Linked DNA regions of Homo sapiens: region 1 is linked to region 2. A link is a loop called in an ENCODE intact Hi-C map of the cell type or tissue named here. Cell type or tissue: heart right ventricle. All regions are shown on one strand.

Evidence for each region. Hi-C counts contacts between places; a loop is a spot of excess contacts. Peaks named below come from ENCODE experiments on the same cell type or tissue, not always from the same donor. Only the 100,000 strongest peaks of a DNase experiment are listed, where the experiment ranks them.
Region 1: it touches region 2 in a loop (1.9-fold over the local background); 10 of 110 quality-filtered maps call a loop at or near these places.

The regions. Positions count from the first base shown.
Region 1 is chr10:7,528,538-7,531,037 of GRCh38, reverse strand. No RefSeq gene overlaps it. Among named protein-coding and RNA genes, the nearest start is that of LINC02642, 57 kb to the right of the region's middle. In heart right ventricle, a CTCF peak has its summit at 1,225 (motif pointing left); a DNase peak (open chromatin) is centred at 1,194; H3K27me3 peaks cover 1,060 bases.
Region 2 is chr10:7,609,755-7,612,254 of GRCh38, reverse strand. The region is part of intron 7 of ITIH5 (inter-alpha-trypsin inhibitor heavy chain 5); the gene reads left to right. Among named protein-coding and RNA genes, the nearest start is that of ITIH5, 56 kb to the left of the region's middle. In heart right ventricle, no CTCF peak of the experiment used is centred here; a DNase peak (open chromatin) is centred at 1,424; H3K27ac peaks cover 1,331 bases.

The sequences.
Region 1 (2,500 bases), 81 kb after region 2:
GACGGAGCCTAGCCTACGACAGAGCAGGAGAATCAGGTGTCTATATTTTTCACAAAGCCAAAAGCAGACGGAGGGACTAATTAATTTTTATGTGTTCCATGCCCAGCATGGTATCTGGTATGTAGTGGTAGGTACCCATCAATATTTGTCCAATCAAAAGCGATTGCACCAGCTGGTCTCATTTCTGATAACCACCCTCTCCCCAGTAGCTTTAAAGGAAACTGACCAATGCATTTTTACAGATCAAAGACAAAATGCAATGCAGCATATCCAGTGAAAATGAATCAAGCTCTTTTCTCAAATACATCTTCATTTAATATTAAAGACTATTAGTCAAATAAAGATTGAAGAAAAAACATCTTATCACCATGACATCAGGTTGTCCTGCTTAAAAATTTCCACGGTGGCAAAGGCTGGAATATCAGTTACGGATTCATTCAGCACTAATTGCTACCTAGAGCCAATTTTCAGCTGTCTAGCAATAAGTGAAAGCTAAATATGTTATACATATTTATTTATATGGAAAATTCCATTAATTTTGTTTACAAGGGCAATGGCATGTTTCAGAGATGGAGTCCGTGTGCTGGACTGAAAGATTCGACAGCAAGATGTCAGAGAAATCTATGGAAGGACCTCATATTGCTTGTTTGGGGGTTTCACAGAGCCTTAGAAATAGGTTCCTTTCAATGCCATAATTTTACGTCTCTGGTCTACACTTACTATTCTATATCATACAACTGCAAATGCATTTGATTCTAGGTATTCACATGGGCAGTCATTGAGAAATAAGAAAGATAAGCCTGGCACAGCGGCTCACGCCTGTCATCCCAACACTTTGAGAGGCTGAAGCAGAGGATTGCTTGAGGTCAGGAGTTTGAGACCAGCCTGGGAACACAGTGAGACCCCATCTCTATAAAAATATTAAGAAATATTAGCCAGCCATGGTGGCATGTGCCTATCGTCTTAGCTACTCAGGAGGCTGAGGCAGGAGGATTGTTTGAGCCCAGGAGGTCAGGGTTGCAGTGAGCCGTGATGACACCACTGCAGTTCAGCCTGGGTGACAGAGTGAGACCCTCCCTGTCTCAAAAAAAATTGTAAAATATATATTATAGTTACCTATGTCAGGGTTCCCAATTTCCGGGGCCTGTTAGGAACTGGGCTGCCCAGCAAGGATGAGCAGCTGGCAAGCCAGCAATTAATTACGCCTGAGCTCCCCCTCCTGTCAGATCGGCATTGGCACTGCATCCTCATAGGAGTGCCGAACCTATTGTAAAGGATCTAAGTTGCGTGCTCCTTATGAGAACCTAATGCCTGATGATTTGAGGTGGAACAGTTTCATCCCGAAGCCATCCCCCCCACCTCCTACCACCCTCCTCCCTTTCCCTCTCCTCCCCCTCCCCCATGCCCCCAGGTCACTGGAAAAATTGTCTCCCAAGAAACTGGTCCCTCCCTGGTGCCAAAAAAGTTGGGGACCGCTGACCTACATGTTATGATTTTTGTCTGCCCCAGTGACTTCAATGGAGATATTAAATTGTAATATTTATATTTTTATGATTTTTATGGTAACTTTGATCATAAGTAATGCCAATTTATGTCCACAAAATGAGAAAATTAAGACAGAGAGAATTTTAGAAACATCTTCAGACTAAGCAGCACAGTGGATAAACTAGAAATCTGGACAAAATTTATGTACCTCAACCAATGGTGTTTTAAAAATAAGCCAAAGTTAAAGAAAATTAAGCATTTCTGGAATAGTTTTATGCTTTTTGTACATATTAGATTTATCTCATTTGACTTTCATGTGTGGTGTATAACAGGAAAAAGAACAATTTATTTTGTGCTAAAGGCTATTTTATAAACTAAGAAGAATTATCCTCCACCGTGTGTCATATTTGGAATATTCAGGAGTAAAAAGTATGAGTACAAGTTATCATTGGACAAAAAACCTAGAAACTGGTAAAATCTTTCTTCTTCCATTCCACATATTGAATGAAAGTGATAAAAATCTAACCAGATTCTCCAAGGACGTTGTCTTTCTTCCTTTGGTTCCTTAAGATGTTTTGCTGGAAGAGAAGGAAAAGAAAAAATCAGAATCCCACAGCAGCGTTTTCAGATTTATTGAGGAGGGAAAAGTCACGGACAGGGATGCAAAAGAGAAAGCTCGGAACCTAGAGCCTGTGCTTTTGTAGAGTCTTTTTCTTCCTGTTATTAATCACAAGACCAAAACCTTTGAAGGGAGCTCCATTTCACCCCCCCGGGGGCATTTCCAGAGCCTTCCTTGTTACCGAGACTCTCTCGGAGGCCTGATCGGTTTCAGTAAAAATATCTGAAGCGTGGCATTGTAATCAAGTGAGCCTGTTGTCTCTAAACCAATCCATAACACAACAAATTTGTTATTTGGAGGATCCTTTTCAAAAAGCAGAAGGGCTAAGTGGACCTAGTCTTAATTAATCGGTATTGTTTTTAAAGTGGCGTATTCAGGACAAGTCTGCAGACCTTA
Region 2 (2,500 bases):
GTAGCTGCAGAACATTTATTCACCCTACCACCCATTAGAGACTTTTCAGCCATTTCCATTTTTTGTGATAATAAACCCCATCGGGATGACTGTCTTCATGTAGAAATGCCTGACGCATGCCCTGTCATTTTCTTAAATTAGATTCTTAGAATTGGAATTACTGGGGCAAAGAGTACCAATTCATTTGTGGGTTTGGTACACATTCCAAAAACATTTTCTAAAAAGTCTGTGCCAATTTATAACATTTAAAACTGTTACTAGGCTAAGATTTCCAAATGGGTTAAGAGGCTTAAGGTAATCAATGAACCACACCCCAAAATATGTAAAAAAAAAAAAAAAAATTGCAGGTGGATATTTAACTGATTTTCAAGTGGGAAGAAACTTTCTAAGCCTAAAAGCAGTATAATCACTTTTAAGCCTAAAAGTAATTACAAAGGGGAAAATCGGTAACTTTAGCTACATAAAAATTTTAAATTTTTGTTGTAAACAAAAAAAAGTAAACAAAACACTAGAAAATTGCATGCAGGAAAAAGAAGTAAGTGTATCATTAATATGTAAAGAACTGTTCCAGATTAATGAAAATTAATCCTATATAAGAAAATGAGCAAAGGATATAAAACAAGCTACTAGAAAGAAATAAGATGATTTGATAAAATTATGAAAAAACCATCAAGCATATTAGTAATTAAAGAAATGCATCTCAGGTGCCAGAGCACTTCAGGGTTTAACCTCAAACCTAGTCCAATCCAGTGCCCCAGGGTTGTCTTCCACTTCCTGTGGGAGAATGATCAAGAATCTTCTTGCCAAATAACCCTCAGAAAAATAAACCCTGCCCCAAATTATCCAGAGAAAAACTAATGAACTAAATTAGGGTCTCCTAAATGTACCTTTAATCATAAAATAATTCGGGCACTTCTTAAAAATATGGCATGGGCCATTTCCAAAATAGCTAAGAGTATTATGTGAATGATTTAATGCAAGAATCTTTAATCTTTAAAATAATTTAGTTGTCATCCCCATTTTACTGATGGAGAAACTGAGGCTTTGCAAAGGTAGATAAGTTGGCTAATAAATGGTGGTGGCAGCCTTTACTCCCAGGTCTGAAGTCTGAGAACTAAGCCATGTACCGTGCAAGTAAGAGTGTGGTTGCGGCAAGAAGGCACACATGTATGCAGCTGGCAGAAGTGCAAATGGATACAAGGTCAAGGCAGTCTTACATTTGAAGACCCAACTGAGAAGGCTGCATTGCAGAAGGCAGGGATTTCCTCGCATGATGCAAGAGCAATGTAATAACAGATGTCAGATCATTTGTTATTCTCCCCTCTTCCTTCATTCCTGGATATTAAAATTCCATTCCTTGCTAGCCACTGAAAGTCTGGCATGCACTCTGCTGGCTTCGAAGCTTCAGCATGGCCTCTTTCCAGGAGAGCCACCCTAGACCAGCCAAACACATGTCTGAGCAATTTTGAAAGCCCCTCGCTGCCTTGAGTGGTTTTGAAATCTGCGGACTATTTTTGCAGTTCTCAGCATCTCCAAGGCCACAGTACTAAGTGAAAAGCTTAGCTGGCTCTTTGAAGAGTCTTGTATATGATGTTATGTCTATTGGTGAAGAGGACAATTATCCCAAGCAAAGGGCTTTTCATATTGTGTCAACAGGCTTGGCAATGTGGGACATTTGTCATGCATCCACATGGATTCTATTAAGAATCATTCACTGTTATTCCCAATGTTCTTGGCTCCCCTCGTCTTTGACGGGCCTGAAAGACCTTGCTGCATTTATTGCAATGTAGGACACATAGTTGGCATTTAATAATTACTTGAACTATTGATTTAGAAAAAGCTGTAAAGACCATTCAACCTTAAAAAAATATTCTCGGTAAGGGGTATATTGGCACCTGGGGAGCCCCCAAAGCTGTGTGCCTCTGGCATTTTCTGGTTCTTGTCCTAATCCCAGTGGGAACATGATCCTGGAAGCCAGGACCTGCCTGGCTTGGGAACAGCAACAGAGCTGCCTGAGGTTTGCTGGCACGTGGCTTTGCTGTTTTCCCTCCCGTGTGCTTTTGCAGATGAGTTTGTTGAGAGATGGCTGTGGTGTTGGGTCAGGCAGGGTTTCTACCTCCCAGTTTGAGCTAAAACTTCTTGGTGAGAATGGGAGCTGAGAAGAGCCAAAAAAAAAAAAAAAAAAGAAAAAAGAAAAAAAAGAAAGGGAGGGGGGAGAAAAATGTAATCAGGGAAGGCTTCTTTTTTTTGTTGTTAGTTGCATGCTTAAAGCATTGACATTTGCAGACAGACATGTAGTCCTTGGGAGGATTAAGAATATGCTTTTCCTTGACCATGGTGTCCACTTTCTTGTCTTTCCTTTCCCTGATCTATAGAATTAGATCTACTACTTTCACATTCATATTAAAGAACTTGGCTAAGGGACCCTCTTTGGCAACCAAGCAGTGACGAATGGATCACTTACCAGATGTTTTCCATGCTTTAATGGTCTTCAAACCTG